Regions from separate parts of the Mus musculus genome. Here region 1 is linked to region 2. A link is a loop called in an ENCODE intact Hi-C map of the cell type or tissue named here. Cell type or tissue: left cerebral cortex. All regions are shown on one strand. Links, peaks and the distances in the headings refer to the core of each region. The heading gives the core; the rest is flanking DNA.

The links. Peaks named below come from ENCODE experiments on the same cell type or tissue, not always from the same donor. Only the 100,000 strongest peaks of a DNase experiment are listed, where the experiment ranks them.
Region 1: a loop joins it to region 2, with 2.0 times the contacts of the local background. A loop is called at or near these places in 3 of 42 quality-filtered maps.

The regions. Positions count from the first base shown.
Region 1 is chr4:138,164,881-138,174,794 of GRCm38, reverse strand. It overlaps Eif4g3 (eukaryotic translation initiation factor 4 gamma, 3), which reads right to left. Exons shown (of 35, transcript NM_172703.3): 18 at 8,865-9,062; 19 at 4,172-4,318; 20 at 3,504-3,740; 21 at 2,118-2,222. Among named protein-coding and RNA genes, the nearest start is that of Mir6399, 6.6 kb to the right of the region's middle. In left cerebral cortex, for the core only: no CTCF peak of the experiment used is centred there; DNase peaks (open chromatin) are centred at 4,263 and 8,058.
Region 2 is chr4:138,235,038-138,244,951 of GRCm38, reverse strand. It overlaps Hp1bp3 (heterochromatin protein 1, binding protein 3), which reads right to left. Exons shown (of 13, transcript NM_010470.3): 10 at 7,645-7,804; 11 at 5,304-5,415; 12 at 4,215-4,331; 13 at 269-3,506. The coding sequence ends at 3,212. Among named protein-coding and RNA genes, the nearest start is that of Sh2d5, 10 kb to the left of the region's middle. In left cerebral cortex, for the core only: a CTCF peak has its summit at 1,684 (motif pointing left); a DNase peak (open chromatin) is centred at 4,241.

The DNA.
Region 1 (9,914 bases), core at 532-8,531, 70 kb after region 2:
CAATAGCATCATTGTAGAAATCAAACACATGGCTTATGAGTTCAACATGTTCACTGTGGAGAGGAGACTCCAGCTGTTCAGTTTAGAAAGCCTGAGTCTCACTGACCAGTACTGAATTCAGATGACCAATGTCAGAGCTGCAGTGTGGTGTGGTAACTGGGAAAAAAAAGCCAGGCAGTGCCTTCTTCTTGTACTTTAGTCCAGGGCATGAAGCAAGAACCGTGCCACCCACACAAACACCACCGACTTCTTCACTTGAGTCTGTTTGATCTCCCCCCGCACCCCTTTCTGTCACCTTGACACAAGCTAGAGTTATCTAGAAGACGATTCTTAATTGAGACCATGCCTCTGTTAAGGAACATCTGGGTGCTTTACGGCTCCTGGCCTTAAATAAAGCTGTGATGAACATAGTGGAGCATGTGTCCTTATTACGTGTTGGAGCATCATCTGGGTATATGCCCAGGAGTGGTATTAGTGGGTCCTCAGGTAGTGCTATGTCCAATTTTCTGAGGAACTGCCACACTTATTTCCAGAGTGGTTGTAACAGCTTGTAATCCCACCAGCAACGGAGGAGTGTTCTTTCTCCACAACCTCGCCAGCATCTGCTGTCACCTGACTTTTTGATCTTAGCCATTCTGACTGGCATGAGGTGGAATCTCAGGGTTGTTTTGATTTGCATTTCCCTGACCACTAAGGATGCTGAACATTTCTTTAGGTGCCTCTCAGCCATTCGGTATTCTTTAGTTGAGATGCCCCTCAACAGAGGAATGGATACAGAAAATGTGATGCACAATTTACACAACTGAGAACGACTCAGCTATTAAAAACAATGAATTTATGAAATTCTTAGGCAAATGGATGGAACTAGAAATTATCATCCTGAGTGAGGTAACCCAATCACAAAAGAACACACTTGGTATGAGCTCACTGATAGTGGGTATTAGCCCAGAAGCTCGGAATACCCAAGATACAATTCACTAACCACATGAAACTCAAGAAGGAAGATCAAAGTGTAGATAGATAATCTGATCCTTCTTAGAAGGTGGAAAAAAAATACCTATGAGAGGCGTTACAGAGACAAAGTGTGGAGCACAGACTGAAGGAATGACCAGCCAGAGACTGCCCCACTTGGGGTTCTGAATCCAATATAGAATCACCGAATGTAGACACTTTTGTGGATGCCAATAAGAGCTTCCTGACAGGAGTCTGATATAGCTGCCTCCGGAGAGGCCCCACCAGTGCCTGACAAATAAAGAGGTGGATTCTCTCAGCCAACCATTGGACTGAGCACAGGGTTCGCAATGAAGGAGCTAGAGAAAGGACCCAAGGAGCTGAAGGTGTTTGCAGCCCCATAGGAGGAGCAACAATATGAACTAACCAGTACTTCCAGAGCTCCCAGGACTAAACCACCAACCAAAGAGTACAGATGGTGGGATTCATGGCTCTAGCTGCATATGTAGCAGAGGATGGCCTAGTCAGTCATCAATGGGAGAAAAGGCCCTTGGTCTTGTGAAGGCTCAATGCCCCAGTGTAGGGGAATGCCAGGACCTGAAAGCAGGTGTGGGTGGGTTGGTGAGCAGGGGGAGGGAAAGGGGAATGGAGCTAGGGGGTTTTCGGAAAGGAAACCAGGAAAGGGGATAACATTTGAAATGTAAATAAAGTAAATATCTAATTTAAAAAAAAAAAGCTGGAAGTGGTGGTGCACGTCTTTAATCCCAGCACCCGGAGGCAGAGGCAGGCGAATTTCTGAGTTCGAGGCCAGCCAGCTTGGTCTACAGAGTGAGTTTCAGGAGGCTGTCTCGAAAAACCAAAAAAAAAAAAAAAAAAAAAAAAAAAGACCATGCCTCCACCCAGACTGACTACAGGCAGTCTGGAGGGCATTTCCCTGATTAATGCATGTGGTTTGTCTCTGAGCAGGTGGTCCTGAGCTGTGTAAAACACAGGCTGAGAAAGCCAGTCAGCAGTTCCTCCATGGCTTCCTCTTCAGTTCCTGCCTCCAGGCTCCTGCCCTGACTGCCTTTGACCATAAGACTGTATCATAAAACTAAACTGAAAGAAACCCTCCCCTTCCCAAATGGTTTCTGGTCATGGTGTGTATTGCTAGAAACCTAACTTACCAGTCTGAGGTCGATTACATCCTGAAGCATGAACCGAATTCTGGAGGAAGTTTTTCTTTCTTTGACGATTTTCTCCATCTGGTTAAAGTACTGGTCCATGCGTGGCTGCAAATAATAAAACCACCATGATTTCTGGCCGAGAAATTCAATTTCCTTTTTTTCCATGTACTTTGGTTTTTGTCTTTATTATAAAGGTCCTCATCTGCAGTCTAGGCTGCCTCGAACTTGTTATCGCTCTGACTCAGCCTCCCGAGTGCTGGGATAATTACACATGGGTAATGGACCACTCTAAGGTACCAAGTAGAGTTTTAGGTGATTAAAGAATAACTTTTTATGGCTAGAAGGACTGGTGAAATTTTATTACCACTGTATTGTGTTTCTACTATGTGTCCACACATGGAGGTGGGAGGAGATTTCTGGGAGTCGTTCCCTCCTTCCACCATGCGGTTCCCAAGGATCAAACTCAGGCTGACAGGCTTGGCAAGCAAGCACCTGTAATCATTCAACAATTTCCCTGTCGCCAGCAATGGCATTTAATGGAGAATATATGCAGCCACTACAGAGAGCACACTTGCTAGGCTCCTGGCATGTCATACTGCAGCTTTGGAAGACCCAGCACTCTGTCTGTCCTTTGCTCCACGATCCACTTCCTATGATCTCTGCTGAAACTATGCAAGCAGAGTAAGTTATAAGATGCGAAATACACGCTTAGGCCTGAAAGCTGGAAGGCCCTGCCTCTGTCACATACAAACATAACCCTGGGTGACTCATCTCTGTCATTATTTCTCTGAAGCATTTCTAATGTGTTTCCTTTATTTGTACAGTGTCAGACTATGTCTTTATAGCTTCCTATACAATGATTAGGTGGCAATGTCATTAATTAGTCCTTAAACTTAAGAAGCAAGTGAGAACGGGGCATGATGTCCCATGCATTTAACCCCAGCTCTCAGGAGCAGAGGTGGGCAGATCTTTGTGAGTTCAAAGCTACTCAAGTCTACATAGTGAGTTCCAGGACTGCCAGAGCTTCATAGTGAGAATCTGTCTCAAAAAACAAAGCAAAACAGAAACAGTGACTTGAAGTGGGCACAGTGGTGCACACATAATGAACAACCCCACTAGCTTTTCTATCCTCTTTTTCAGACCTGGTCCATTTCTTAACCTACTTCTGCTTATAACCTATAAAATGGTTATGAAAGAGAAGGACCAACCCACCTAGGCTGCAGACGGACTGACCTGCACGTGACTAGGGAGCACCTCCCCTTAGAGCACTGTGAGGAGCACTGTCAGTCACATGTGCCATGAGGAGGGTGGAAGGAGCCTGCACACAGACTGCTCCAACAGGGGTAGGCTCCCTGGGGCCGGGAGACTTGAGTCTTTGCGTGGTACCTTTGCTTTCTCAAAGTCCAGGTCTTTGCCGATGGTGGTGAGCAGGCGACACAGGCACTCCAGGGACTCTTCATCGTGGTTCTTCAGGAGCTTCACCACACAGTCATGCATGATGGCCTCCGTCAGCATTTTCAGTTTAAAGAGTTCTCCAATGAACTTGATGTTGCCGATGGATCTCCGCCGGGCTTTGTCCTTGGCTTCTTCCAGTTCGTCGTGAAGCCTTGTCCTCTCCTCTGGCTGTTGTGTAAAACGGGGGGGGGGGGGGGGGGGAGAGAACACCTAAGATTGCAGGGCCTCACTCCTTCGGGGCTCAAATGCTCTGACAAGGACCACTGAGCCTCACTCCTCAGAAAAAAAAGACCTACACACCAAAGTGTGCATCCTTCCAGATAGATGAACCTAAGGTCTATGTTAGACTAACGTTTGCTGTGGAAGTGACTGCCTCTAACATAGGACTAAAGCATTTTCAATGAGAACACTACACCTCTACACGCACGCCGACACACAGACACACAGACACACAGACACACAGACACACAGACACACAGACACACAGACACACACACACACACACACACACACACACACACACACACACGGTCCCTCTGTAGGTGCCATAGCTAGTTGTAGGACAACTCTGACAGTACTTTATGTCAAGAAGGTCTTACAGCGCTGGCAGCTTCCAGTTCTTTCTGCTTCTTCTCAAAGACGTCATCATCTGCTTTGTCTTTCTCGAACTCCTTCTGGCAGCGGTTAAGCAGCAGCTTCCGGAAATTCACTGTGTTGCCAGGCTTGTCTGCCATGGGCACCTTCAGCTGCATTCAGAGAACAAAGAGCAACGGCATCCAGGTTACTTAATGCAGACAGACACACAGGTAGACATTCTAAAACACATAGCTGAGTCTTTCACACAGTGCAACAGAAAGCTGTCTTGTCTCTGACACAGAGAAGACACACACCTTCTGACTTCTGTGGATATATCCCAAGCTGAAGTGGAATCTATTATGAATACAGTGGTTACTTCCATATACCTACACCATTAAACTGTGGAAGGTAATCTCTTTGTTTAAACCTTATTATTATTTCATTTATATAAGGTGTGTGTGTGTGTGTGTGTGTGTGAGTGTGTGTGTGTGTGTGTGTGTGAGTGTGCATGTACACATGCATGCACTTGGTGCACCCGTGGAGGATTCTTACTTTCTACTTGGGGAATGGGGATCAAACTCAAGCCATCAGGTTGTGGAGCAAGCCACCTGTATCCACTGAGCCATCTCACCCTCTTTTTATTCTGACAGCAGAATGTAGCCTCCATTATAAGAAAACACGAAATTCTCCGACTCAGTTACTGTACAACATGGAAAAGGGCTTTTCTGGACTCAGAAAGTGGATCCAACAGTTCTTAAATTAATATACTGCCTCAACCATGTGGGTGAAAATCATTTTTTTTTTGGGGGGGTAGCTGTTTTTGAGACAGGGTGTCACTACTTTAGGCAGGCTTGGGTCCCATCATGGAAGTCAAGTTGGCCTCAAATTTGGAACTGTACTGCCTACGGCACCTCAGTGCTGGGATACCAGCCTGAGTCACCAGTCATCACACCCTTCTTACTTGCTTTGAAGTAATCAGGGATGAAACCCTAACCAAACATGTAGCATCATGCTGTCTATTTTTGAGAGGCGCCTCGGCAGCTGCAGCTGGCCTTGACCTCATATAAAGCTATGATGATGGTGAACTCCTGATCCCCCCACCTCCAATTCTGTCCTCCAAGTGCTGGGATCAGATATGCTATCAAGACTAATCAAGAGGATTAATCTTATCAACGAAATGGCTATGGACACCTGATCAAAACTGAAGGGCTGGAGAAAGTGGCAAAGAACAGCCATGACATCACAGTGAAGTCAGGTCCACCCTACTGTCACACCAGGGCCCAGAGCCAGTTACCAGGCTGGCACATGTTAACTGGCACAGGCCTCAGTCGCAGCATTTGGGATGTCATTGCAAGGTGACAGTTCAAATGTAGCTCCTTCAACCCACTACTATCTTCTCTCCAAGGCCAGTGTATATAACAAGCTACCTACACTGTGCACAGAAGCAAGGAAAGACATCTTTACTGGAGACACCCAGAGACACACCCAGAAGGATGCCTACAAAACTCCAAACAGAGCCCTCTTTTCCCAAAGCTGGATGCTGCTTCGGTGCACTGTGCAAGAGACACTCGCTCCTCACCCAATGCACGCCAGCCACACCCACGGTCCGAGGCAGATATCTCATCTGTTAGACCAGTCTGCCCCAACTCCTGAGCATCTTGTCAGCTTCCCCAGTGCTGGGATCACAGACGTGCGCCTTGCTTTCTTTCCAGTCATCACGGCGGAGTCTGACCCACTCACAACCCATCCCCCTCTCCTCACTTCCCCCACACCTGTGCAGGGGAACGTAACTCCCAGATGTTTCAACCTCCTTGGCAGCTTTCTCCATTTTGCTCCAGACTCACACTCCTGCCACACAGATAAGACACAAGGGAACTTCTCATGGGACATGGAAAGAGATTTTTCAAGTTTTTGTTTTATCTTCTTGACTTTTTGAGGTAGGGTCCCAAGTACTCCAGGCTATAGCTGAGGACCTTGGCCTTCCTTCTCATGTTCCCATTGGAATTACAGGCCTGCTTCACACCACTTTCTCAAATTCTTTACCTTCTTAATTAGGGCTAATATTTCTGTGATAAAAACTATGACCAAAAGTATTTTGGGGAGGAAAGGCTTTATTTCATTCTCAGTTAAAAGCAGTGAGGGCAGAAATTCAAGCCGAGACCTGAAGGCCTTGGAAGGGCGCTGCTCACTGGCTTGCTCCCCACTGCTTGCTCAGGCTGCTTTCTTACAGAACCCAGGAACACCAGCCCAGGGATGGCCCCACCTACAGTGGGCTGGGCCCTCCTCCATCAATCACTAAGTAAGAACACGCCTTACAGTCTTGCCTACAGCCTAATCTTATGAAGGCATTTTTCTCAACTGGGGCTCCCTCCTGTCTGACCACTCCAGCTTGTGTGAAGCTGGCATAAACCTGGACAGCACACTTTTGTATCCAGGCATTCACTCTCCAGACACAAAGTGGTATTTTAGACAGGAGGACTTGAGCAGCAATTCAGAGGCATTCTGGAATGTAGATTTTCATTTTCATGCTAATTAATTAGAACAAAATATGGCAACTTAGGTTACAAAATTAATTTATTTATTTTAGTTAAAAATGTCTTTATATTTTATGATTTGAGAGTGAGGTCTACAGTATAGATCTCTGGCTAGCCTAGAGCTCAGTACACAGCCCAGGCTGGCCCTGAACTTTTCATGTTCCTCCTGAGTGCTGGGAGTTGAGGAGTGAGCTGCAGTGCCTGGCTAATCTACTGTTCCTTCATTGCTGAGATAGGGTCTTGTTGGCATCGACTCTGCAATGATACGACTGACGATACTCCAGCCTGACACTGTCACTATCAATAAGGCCTGTAGGCAGTTCTCTTCAGGCACTAAGGTGTGACATTTCAGCTATGTGCCTTCCAGCTGGCTGAGGTCCTGAGTGTCCTTTAGTCACTTCTTATTGACCTGGGAGAAGCTATGCATCGGAAGCTGCCTTTCTCTCTTCTGATCCCTGAGTTGTACATGGTTTGCCTGAGCACAAGGTGGTAGGGAAAGGCACCAAGTGCAGCTGTGTGGCTTGTTAAAACATCTGTAATATCAGCTCCTCAACATATCTAACGATGCGAGAAAAAAAGGGACTCCATTGTATACTTTAGAATTCACCTAAGCAATGCAAAAATCACATGAGAAGGTATTCCATTCATTCATTCATTCATTCATTCATTCATTCATTCATTCATTCATTCATTCCAGTCTCTCACTCATTTTTATAGTGCTGGGTGGGCTCAAGTCACCTAGAAGGAAGGGTTCAAATGGAGATATGTTGAAGCGTTGGTAGATCACTGATAACATAGCTTGCTTAGCATGTGCAAAGCCCCGTGTTTCTTATCTCGCCCAAAAAAACACAACAATGAAAGAGAGAGTGTGGGTATGAGTGGAAAGCACACAATCTATGTACACAGCACTGAGACTGAAAAAGGAATTCTAAATAATGAGAATACATATCCCCCTCAATCTGTGACGACACTACCCAGCTAGGGTTGCTTGAACACTGTCAGCTGAGCTAAAAACCTCTGTTGTCAGAGACTGGTCTCTCCTTGAGCGGTGTGTGGCAGCTCCCAGAGAGGTCAACGCTAACTCAAAGCATCTCCAGATGCTGGCAGCTGGAGAGGAGGGAGAAGGCCCGGGAGAAGACTGATCCAGCTCAATGTTAGAGCTGAGGTCCTATCAATCAACAAAGAATAATGTTTGAGGGCTCCAGAGGCACCTGCTGCTATGCCAGAGGACCAGTGTTAAGGTCCCAGTACCCAAATCAGGCCATTCACAATTGCCTGTAACAACAGGGAATCTGACGCCCTCGATGGTCTCCCAGGTACACACACTCGCATATGGAAACTTGTATGACTATGTTTGCCACACCCACCCACACAATGATGTAGATGCAAGGAGCGGTAGGCGGCTCAGGCGGTGGCTGGTGGTGGAGGTGCTGAGCCAGCGCCAGCCCGCCTCACCCTCCCTCTTCCTGTTTCCCTTTCTACGAATTTCTTCAGCAGGTAGACAATTATCCAAGCGGGAATGCTATGTTTACAATGCTGTAACATTGAATTCACTTGCTTCTCTTGGTTTAAATAAGATTTAATCTTAGTCATGTGCATGTATGTCCATATATATGCTACGGATTAAATTAATGCTTATTTCTTTATTTTAGTTGTTGCTGAGATCCTAGGCAGGTCTCAATGCTCAGAGAGAATGCTCCTGAGTGCGAGGACTGAAGGTGTGAGCTACTATGTCTAGCAAGAGAGGAAACATTCCGATTTTGAATATTTTTGATGATAAGACAACTATCTTCGTAGTTTCAGAGGCCAGAATTAGAACAGTTAATTTAATTTTAAATTTAGTTTATGTTAAAGTTAGTACCGGCTCTAGTTCTACAAGAAGACACTCCAGAATAAAACCGTTGCCTGTGATCTGACTCCACACTACTCCCTAACCCTCACAGGGTTCTCCGGGTTGGAGGAGACCATAAGCTTGTCCCATTTCAAGCAAGTCTCCAAATACCCCGCCCCAGAGGTGGGAACAGACATTATTTTTGCAAAATTCTTTTCTATCAGTGAGAACAGATACACCAGGGCTAGCAATCTACTCTCCCCTTTGCACTGCAACGACACTGGGAAGACTACACTGAGGGGAGAGTATACCTCTTGGCGACTCTCGGTTTACTGCTTCCTCTCTTCTTACCGTTACTAGGCACCGACACATGTTTGCGTACGCCACAGAGAAGCTGGGCTCATCGATAGCCTTCTCAAAGACAAGGTCGATGACCCCTTTTAGCCGCTCCTCCGTGTCCACCGTAAGAGCCGACACTTGCTTCATCAGCTGGTTGAACATCTGTGGTGTCAGTTTATTCAAGATACTTCGAACTTTTCTGAAAAGTTCCTAGGAGGGTTAAAATAAACAGCATTAGCCAGTCTTAAATGCACCCACTTAACATCTAAGGGAACTCCCACACTGCTCTTCATATGGAACATTTTAGAGAGGAGGAACGACTTGTCACTTAATGGTCAGTCAGGAAAATTGAATACAGTTTCCTTTCTTCTTCCACTTTGCTCCTATGGAACCAGAACTTGGGGGGTGGGGGGTAGGTTGGGGATTCCATATCCTATACAGGTTCAACTGTAAAACAGCCCTGCCTCTTCCCTGAGCATTTCTCAGACCTGAACAGTGCATTTAAAGCTTTAAAATGGTTGATGCAACCTTTGAATGACTATCATTTTAAAAAATTTGTTCCTAATTAGGGCTAAATAAAAAGATTTTGATTCACAAAAATTTACGAGAGCATCACATGGCCGGACAGTGGTGGCGCACGCCTTTAATCCCAGCATTTGGGAGGCAGAGGCAGGCAGATTTCTGAGTTCAAGGCCATCCTGGTCTACAGAGTGAGTTCTAGGATATCCAAGGCTACACAGAGAAACCCTGTCTCGAAAAAACAAAAAACAAAACCAAACAAAAAAGAAAGCATCATATATTTCCTAGGCTGACCTTGAATCATCAGGCCAGAGCCTAGGTACTGGAAACTCCCGTCACCAGAGTCCTACCATGTGACTAGTGGGGAGTCACTAAAATTAAAACTAGTCCTTTGCTGGTTTTGAATAAGCAGCTTAGAGCTGTACAGAGCAAGGAGGGGGGCAGTGGTGTAGGACTTTAATCCCAGCACTCAGGAGGCAGAAGCAGGCAATCTCTTTGAGTGGGAGGCCAGCCAGGAGTTCTAGGTGAAGCCCTGTCCCAAAG
Region 2 (9,914 bases), core at 767-8,766:
CTGTCTTGGGGGGAGGGGGGTGGTGAGCTCTCAGCCACTGCTCCAGTGGCTGCTGTCATGCTCTCTGCCATGGTGATCCTGGACCCTCTGAAACCATTGAGGCTCAAATTAAACAATTTCTAAGTTGCCTTGGTCATGGTGTTCTATGACAGGAATTTAACAGTAAGGCACAAATTAATGCCTTTCCTCCTTAGAGATTATTTCTATTTTGTTACAGCAAGAGAAAGCTAAGTAACAAGTTTACATAACAATTAATGGACAAGCCAAGTTTATATCCAAGGGTTACATTTATTTAGATCTTGTTTTTCCATAAATTACTCAAACTATTGTCAACAGACATGATGCAAACAGCTCCCACTGCTGCCTTGACAGGCATGGGCCACCAAGCCTGTCCTTTCTGGGGTGTATACAGGACTCGATTTCCTGCAGTTATGCTCATGTGGACTAGGTCTAACCTGTGCTAATAAACTTTGCCTTTATCACATTACTACGGAATAAAGTAATAATGAGTCTCTGAGAATACAAGTTAAGCCAACCACCTTGCTTCCAGCATCTTCAGAGACTCATTTTTCAACCACTTTGGAGCAGGCGACTTCAGAGTCTATGAAAGACTATTAAACCAGACAGACCATTAGGCCAGACACCCACCTCCTGCGTTTTCTCTTCTCATTTAACACAAAAGTAAAGTCTGTAAATGTCTTCTGCAGAGTGCACAGATGAAAACAGAAATCAAAAGCCTCTCTGTCAGGTATGAAAGTGTATGTGTTGGACAGCTGGGCCTTTGGAGCTGAGTGATCCAGTCTTTACCTTTCCTGGGACGTTAAAGCAGACTGTCCTACCCTAAACTTTTGTTAAGGCGCATTCAGAGCAGAGAGAGAGACCTTACATGACCCCAGCTTCTCATAGTACAAGTTACAGTGTCTGATGTATGGGGCAGGGGCCAGCTGAGCAGTCAGCAAACCTCTGTACAAGCAATACTGTATAACACAGAAAAACCGACCTGCAATTTTTGATTCCATAAGAGCAGAGAATTGTTGGCTCAGGTAGCTAACAATACCCTATGAGTAACCAGTCCCTGGCACACATATGAGGAATTCAAGCTTTCTAGAGAGAGAGATCTCTGTGGTGGGCTACTGTCTGTAACTGTGCTGTCATTTTTTTCCCCAGTCTAACCTGAATTTTGTATGTTAATTAAAAACAAAAAACTAGGCTCTTATGATGTTGAGAAAAGTTTTTCAATAAAGATGACTCCTCCCTCCCTCCCTCCCTCCCCCACCCCCTCTTTCTTTCAGACAGGGTTTCTCTGGCTGTCACTCACTCTAAAGACCAGGGTAGCCTTGAACTCAGAGATCAGCCTGCTTCTGACTCCTAAGTGCCAGGACTAAAGGTGTATGCCACCACAGCCTCAAGATGACTCTCTTAAAAAACAAGTTTGCTTTTATTTTATGTTCATTGGTGCTTTGTCTGCAAGTATGTCTGTGTGAGAGTGTCAGAAACCCTGGAACTGAAGTTAGAGGCAAATATGAGCTACCATATGGATGCTGGGAACTGAACCCAGGTCCTCTGTTAGAGCAGACAGTGCTCTTAATGCTGAGCCATCTCTCCAGCCCCTAAGATGACTCTTTGGTGGAATCTGACTCCCTCTTCTGGTGTGTCTGAAGACAGCTACAGTGTACTCATATATATAAAATAAATGACCATCAAAGTAAGAACTCAAAAGAAAAAGGAAGCCATGGTATCCCTTGCAGGAGGAGAGATTGCAGGACAGGTACTGGAAACTTTTCACTAAGCTGTAGTTCAGCAGCTTTTAAAAGTTCATGTTTATTCATATTTTTCAAAATATTTGTACATAAAAAAGGAAGATTTACAACAGGAAAGACTGCCTTCCATGCAACACAAATCCCAGTGACTCACGATGGGACCTCACAGGTAGGAGCCACCAATTCAAGCCCAAGCCTTAAGTCCATTTCCCAGCCATACGCAGCTGTGGGGATCCCAGGAGACACTTCAAGTGGAATGAATCTCAAACAAACACCTTCTCCTCTGGCAGCATGTAAGGGGCCAGAGGATATATACATCAAAAAGCTTAAGACAATTAAAATATTAAGTGCCACAAGGAAGAATAAATGATAAGCAGAAACTGTAGTTCTCAAGTAAGAAGCTAGTACTATTTTACACAACCTCACAACCCTAAACAAATACAAACAAGAAGAGGGCTGGGTAGTACAGCTTCATCTGCTTCTCCCCCACCCCTTCTCTGTTAAAATATCTCAAAAAGGAAACCGTTTGCCTGATATCAAAAGTTCTATGGAAAGAACAGGGTGGGATGGGAGTGGGGGGCACACGCACAGGTGAATCTGAAAACTGGTCATTTTAGCAAATTATGTTTTACCATTTAACATTTCTACATTAGTAATGGGAACTCTCAAACAGGGACAACTCATGCCCCAAATATTAAAAATATATCTAGACATTTGATCAAGAATATTCTGTCATTTTTGGTAATAAGCAACACCAGAAATCAGATTCCATGTAGTCCTGTACTTCCCCTTCAGTCAGAAACCAAGTGGTGCAGACAACTTGTGCTTGCTGTGAGGGGACAGTGCTCTGGGCAGCAAAGCGAGCTTGGCAGTTGGTCAGCGTGACCGGAGGAGAGGAGCCCTTCAGAATCTATGGGATGGCAGGGACGGGGGCTTCTTTCCGAAGTTAACATGTCCCCGACTCAAGCTGGAGACTGGTCAGTGGAGTGATTCAACAGCCAGGGTTAATCACCACAGCTCTAGCAAGTCTGCAGGCAGGACGCAAAGCCTTCCCAACACTGCTCCTGCGCCGTCTGGACTTCCAGCCCCAGACCTCTAAGTGCTCTACAAACACATCTCTGCAGTTGTTTAAATTAACTTGAAGGAGGAAAAAATCCTCAATCGGATCACAGAAAGAGGACGAGGGCTGGGGCTAAGATGAACAGAGGGAGCAGGGCAGTCACACAGTCAGCGAAGTCCAGGTTATGGCAGAAATTAAGGTGATGAAGAAGCAGGCACTGAACAGCACCGAAGCTCACAAATGTCTACGCTGCTCTGTGTCCATTCCTTCCCACAATGCTCACATGGGAAGAAAAAGTACAATTTAAAAGCATTATAACTAGAACAAATGCACACTGACCTTATAAAGTAAGATTCTGAATTCAATCATGATACCCTTTTCCCTATAAAATTTACTTTTTTGTCTTGAAAGACTTCTTCATGGCAGATTTGCCCTTCCCGGGCAGTTTCGCTTCCTTTCGTGCACTGGCTATGGGCTTTCTGGAGGAGCTCCCACTAGGCTTCTTGATGACTGAGGGAGAGGGTCTGGCTTTCCTGGCAGGGGTCTTGGCCTTGGGTGGAGCTTTCTTAGGCAGCGGCCTCACTTTCCCTCTCTGGGCAGCCGGGACTTTCCGCGCAGGCTTCGACCCTCTCTGCTTCATGGAGGCTGTCTTCCCTTGGGACTTGGCTGGTGTTTTCTTCTGTAAGCTGTGAGAACACAAGAATAAATGTATCACTGAGTACAGGAGAAAGCCATTTGCTAGGACAATCTCCTTCTGCTTAAAGAAATCACTTACATAGAAATCACTATGTTAAAAACAAAAACTTAGCTGGGCGTGGTGGCGCACGCCTTTAATCCCAGCACTCGGGAGGCAGAGGCAGGCGGATTTCTGAGTTCCAGGCCAGCCTGGTCTACAGAGTGAGTTCCAGGACAGCCAAGGCTACACCCTGTCTCGAAAAACAAAACAAACAAAAAAATCCCAAAAAAACAAAAAACAAAAAAAATTTGCCTTGATTTCTCAAACATTTATACTATGTTTGACCAGAAAAAGACATTATGTATTCACAATGCCTGAAGTTTAGAGTCCTTGAATTTTGAAAGGAGAAGATAGTTTAAATGTTACTCAAAGAACCTGAGGATATTAAATGGTTAAAACACATTCCTACCCTTAGCCCCGCTTTTCAGCAATGCTTTTGAGTGATACTAGGCACACTCTAGACTCATCACCCTACACTGACCTATGTCCCCAGGCCTTGTTTTACTTTTTGAGATGGTGTTTCAATAAGCTGCCCCCACTGGCCATCAACTTCCAGCTCTGCTTCAGTCTCCTCCTTAATATCTGGAATTACAAGCCCAACTCCATTTTCAGCTCTGAGAGATTTATCATCCGTCTCAGTAGCTTCCTCAGATCACACCTCCTCTTGGGTGGTGGTTCCTCATCCTCAGAGTCTTCTGATGATTCATCGTCATCGTCATCTTCATCTTCATCGTCAGAGCCACCGGATTCTTTCTTCGGAAATAGAACTCCTGGGCTGAGGTAGGAAAGCAAAACATCATCTCACAGGACGAGGAAAATAATGTGGACTGAGATGCTGTCCGGGCCCTCAGGAATGTCGAGTTAGACTACAACTATCTGTTTGAACATATGGACAAAGTCACCGTAAATCCAGGAAGGTTCCACATGCTTTCATCCCCTCCCGCCCTCCCTCCCATCATTTAGTAACAGGGAGTGTCACTATTTAGTAAGCAGTCACTAACCGTCTGCCATGTGATCTCCCCAAGACACAGCAGTGAATGGTCTACAGAACAATGACCTTATTTTGCCTTCACAATACTGGCAGATAACTATAAGACTAAAACTCTTCAAAGTTTTAAAGAAATTGGGCAAGAATTGTATCCCCTAAACTCTTTTTAAACTTTCTTCTATCAGTATTTCTATAAATTAAAACATGTATGTGACCGACTATTCAGTTTACTATTTGATGTATGTTTTTAAGAATAGTTATGTAAGAAAGTGTCAGTGCAGAGCTACTAAAGCACAGGCTACGGCATCTTACTAATAAGACCATAGGAGAGTTCTAGCACCAACACAGGAAGATGTGCGGCTAGGAGCTTCATGTCCGCTACTGCTCGACAGTTAACCACATCATGCATAAGGGACAGTCTGAGGAAGGCAGCTATGATTCGTGGAAGATGGGAAGGCTCTCCACATCTGATTTTCTGGGTGACTAATTAGTATTTAAGTCTCTGGCAATCTGACTGTTGCTATTACTTAAAAAGATAAAGAATGGCCATCCAATGACTGTCTAAGAACCACGGGCTAAGCAACAGCAATGTCAAGACAGCAGGAATGCCCACTCTAGTGAGATCTCTTGGTAGTCGTTATTTTCAGATAGGTCCAGTTCAGGGTAATGGGAACGAGGCAAGCTATGTTAACCCAGGCTTGTAAGTGGGGAGCAGATCCAAGCACAGCGTGGCCAGCGCCTCAGCCTGGGCGCGCTCACCTAGGGTAGTAGGGGAAGGACAGCTGGAAGGTGCCGCTGAACCCCTTCCCAGAGATCTGCTCCAGCCACCCGTTCTTCTCACATTTCTGCAGGGTTTTTTTCAGCAAATGCACTTAAAAAAAAATTCAAGGAAGAAAAAGTTTATATATTCAGATTTGGTCACTTAATCACAACTAAATGCAAAGTACGTCAACACTAACCACAGACATGAACTAGTATAGTCCTTTGTGCCTGATTGCATTAATTATAATTAGTTCATAAAACAATTATTTTGTGCCAATAAATGGCAAGTTATTTTGAAAAAGTAAAAGGAAACATTAGAATCCATTGAGTCACACAAATTTTTTTTCAACGAAAAAGGAAACAGGTGAGTCTAGAGGTCTTGTTCTTGGGTACCACATAACTGGTTAATAACAGTTCTACATCTAAATATTTCATCCACTCATTCAAGCATCTAACACGTAACCTCTGGTTAGACACCAATTATCACCTTAGAGTTCTATTAGCACATAAGTAGACAGCAGACTTGGCAGTGTGCATCTGTAACCCCAGAACACATGCACAGCAACACACCGACTATCCATAGCACAAAAGAAATAAGCAAGATAAAACATTAAAAAGAAGATAATTCCATTAATAAAAGATAGGTTCGCCAGGCAGTGGAGGCACATGCCTTTAATCCCAGCACTTGGGAGGCAGAGACAGGTGGATTTCTGAGTTCGAGGCCAGCATGGTCTACAGAGTGAGTTCCAGGACAGCCAGGGCTACACAGAGAGACCCTGTCTCAAAAAAAAAAAAAAAAAAAAAAAAGGCTCAGATATGGGCTGTGGTGGTACATAACTTTAATCCCAGAATTTGGAAGCAAAGACAGGTGGATCTCTGAGTTGGAGGCCAGCCTGGTTTGTAGAGTGAGTTCCAGGACAGCAAGGGCTACACAATCTTGGGGAAAAAAAAAAAATCAAACAAAACAAAACCCCAATTCCTTAAAAAACAAAAGACCAGCCCCAATATAAGTGAAAAGAAAACCCTGCTAAGGAGGCTTCTTGGTTGGTTGTGGTGTGTGTGAGCCTAGCTGCTTGAGAGGCTAGAGCAGAGGATGTCAGGTTCAAAGTCAGCCAGCACCCACTCCCACCCACCCTCTTCTCTACAGCCCTGTAGCTCTCTGTAGTTCTCACTTGCTCCTAAGTACTGTGATTAAAAACATGTGCCACCACCACCAGGACAGCCAAGGGTACTCAATAAGACTGTGTATTAAAAAAGATAATTCTTTAGGCACATGCCTTTATTTCAAGTACAGGTGGACTGCTGAGCTAGAGGTCAGCCTGGTTTGCACAGTAAGTTCTAGGTCATCCAGGGCTGCATAGTGAAACCCCCTCTCAAACAACAAAAACTCACACACTTCAAATTATATTTCTTTTACTGAGATGGGATGTTGCTTTATTACCAAGCTGGCCTCAAACTACTAGGCTTGAGTGATCTTCCCACATAAGCCTCCCAAGTACTAGGAACAGGACTTGGGACAAGTAAAGAGATGTTGATAGGACAAGTCCCAGTAGCATGTACTATCACATAAGGCAAAAATTACTTAAATAAAATATACTAGTTTGTAGTTTCTGTTGTTTATAGAGTGTCTATATTCTTTATGCTAAACCCTTGCAATCTAGTAGCTCTTAATAAGATGCCAACTTTGGCACACTCTACCTATATGTGAGAGAATGTTAAGTACTGAATTATTGACTAGTGTCCAATTTCAAAGCACAACTTTGGGTAAATGTAATTTACTGAGACAAAATACATCTTGTTATAGGATTTAAGTGAATAACAACCTCTGATTTGGGGTAGTTGCAAATTAACAAAAATCTCCAACCAGTAATACCAGTAAACCTAGCACCTGAAAAGCTGAGGCCTAAGGTGAAACAATGAGACATTATCTCAAAAATGAAAGCTGTGAGAGACAGCTCAACAGCTAAAGGTGCTTTCTGCTCTTCCACAGGACCTGAGTTCAATCCCAGATCCCTGAGGTCAGGGATCAAACTCACAATCATCTATCACTTTAGTTAGCTATAGGGGATTTATATCATGTTTGACCTCTGCAGGTACAAGAACACATGTGGCATTCTCTCTCTAACTCTCTTTTTCTTACACACACACACACACACACACACACACACACACACACACACACACACACACACACACACACACAAATAAAAGTCTTTTACAGAGCATAAACCTCGTCTTGATTACTCCTCAGTCAGTGATTATTGCTTCAGCATCAGCAGCTGTCCTCGCCAGGAGAATACCGGCTAGCCCCAGTCAAGCGCACAGGGCTCTGACTTACTCTGATAGTTAGAGTTGGCCCCTGGGTGGTTCTCCAGGACATACTTCTTCAGAGCAGTGGTGGAGCAGGTCTTAGGCTCGTTCATGGCAGCAATGGCAGACAAGATTGCATATTCCATCAGGCTTCCACCCAGCAGGGGCTTCTCCCCTGATTTCTTCAGCTGTTTCCCAAGGAGGAAGAGAAAAGCATCAAGACAAGACTCTCCCAAGGAGGTCAAGACAAGACTCCTCTGCACCAACCAGGTGGGTCGGCTCCTGCCTCAGCACAGATACAGTTTACAATCAATTGTCAGGTCAGGGGCTTTCTCTTCTCCCTCACCAGGTCTCAATTTACTGAGGAGTCCTGACCCTCTTTTGGGTATTTTCTTCTCCCATTAACCCTTCCAACCCTCCTAAAACAATAGGTATTTTGAACCCAAAAGGACGGACATCCTTATGCCTTGGGCCATGAATAACAGATAAATATCTAGGGGATCATAAAATTACACGGCCTAATTCCAGGCTGAGACTAAGAAGTAAAGATCAGTGACAACTAAGTTGGATGTGGTGGCGCACACCTTTATTCCAGCACTTGGGAGGCAGAGGCAGAGGCAGAAGGATCTCTGAGTTTGAGGCCAACTTGGTCGACAGAATGAGTTCCAGGACAGCCAGGGCTACACACAAAAACCCTGAGGGGGTGGGGGATTAGCCAAATAGGAAAAGAATTGGGAATGCTGTATAGTATTGGGTTACTTGTTTTTTGAGACAGGGCTGGCTTCAACCTTGCATGTGAACAAGGCTCATTTAGTAAGCTGCTTGTCTGGCATACATGGAGCCCTGTATTCAAACATCAGTACCCCATAAACCAGTGATGGTGGCAAATGCCTGTAACCCTAAGACTTAGGAGATAAGAACAGAAGGATTAGAAGTTCAGAGTCATCTCAACTATAAAGTTCAAGGCTAGCCTGATTACATGAGTCTTGCATAGAAAGTAAAAGAAGTAAACAGCCACAAAATTAAAAAAGAACATTTCAAGTTCTATATTTGACTAAGGGCTTTCATCTGTAATAAAAAGCTCCTAACAAATGTCCAATTTTTAAAATGGGCAAGAGTTCTTTATAGAACTATTTCATGGGCTGGAGAGGTGGCTCAGCGGGTAAAAGCACTGACTGCTCTTTTGAAGGTCCTGAGTTCAATCCCAGCAACCACATGGTGGCTCACAACCATCCGTAATGGGTTCTGATGCTGTCTTCTGGTGTGTCTGAAGACAGCTACAGAGTATTCATATAAATAAAATAAGTCTTTAAAAAAACAAACAAACAAAAAAACCAACCCTCAAAAGAGAAACTTCACCTCCGCAAGCTGGACTAGTAGGAAGCAGACTAACAAGGCTGGTGATGCAGAGTTGAGAAAGCACAGATTCTGTCAATGGTGCAGTCTTGCTCACTCTGGCTAGCTAGTCTATCCTAGCTACTGACTTCACTGAAAGAAAGCATGTATTTACACAGGGCACTCTGTCTAACGTTCACAGACAGTATACATAATTAACTAAAAGTAGAAACACTCCAAATATGCAACTCACACGTGGCTACAACCACATGGAAAAATTCAGACATTATCCTAAGTAGATAGGGAAAATATAAAAGGAATAATTTCTTCTGAAATGTGAAGAAGGGCCAGCTGACCCTATAGGCTGTCTGAAGCTAAGGTAAAGATTACAAGTGACTGAAATAGCCACAGGGATATTTCCAGGGTGGCAGCAGGAGCTCTGGAGACAGTTGTACCACTGAAAATTTACCAAAAATGCGTTCATCATAAATTTTAACTTAAATCAACAAAGCTGCTAAAATAATCTACTATTTACTGAGTTTTGTAGTATCAAGAACTAATATCCATAAATATCTTAAATCTATCATTAAACTTATTTTATCTACCTATCATTATCTTATCTATCATTAACTATTTCTACATAAGGCTGGCCTCTCTTCATAAACTGAAAAGACAATAAATAAAACAACTTAAGGTAAGACATTAAAAACATTAGCAAAAACGTAATAATTATTTCTCTTAATCAACTTTTTGAAGACATAGCTATTTTCATGAAAAAGAAACACATTATTTACCATGTAAAGGGTCTAGTATTGTGGGATTTTGTTTGTTTTCTACTTTTTGAGATAGTTTATTGCTATGTATCTACGGCAGTCCTGTGTTCATTATGGAGACCAGACTGGCCTTGAATTCATGGCAACTCCCCTGCTGTAGCCTTCCCAGTGCTAGATTTAAGGCATGAGC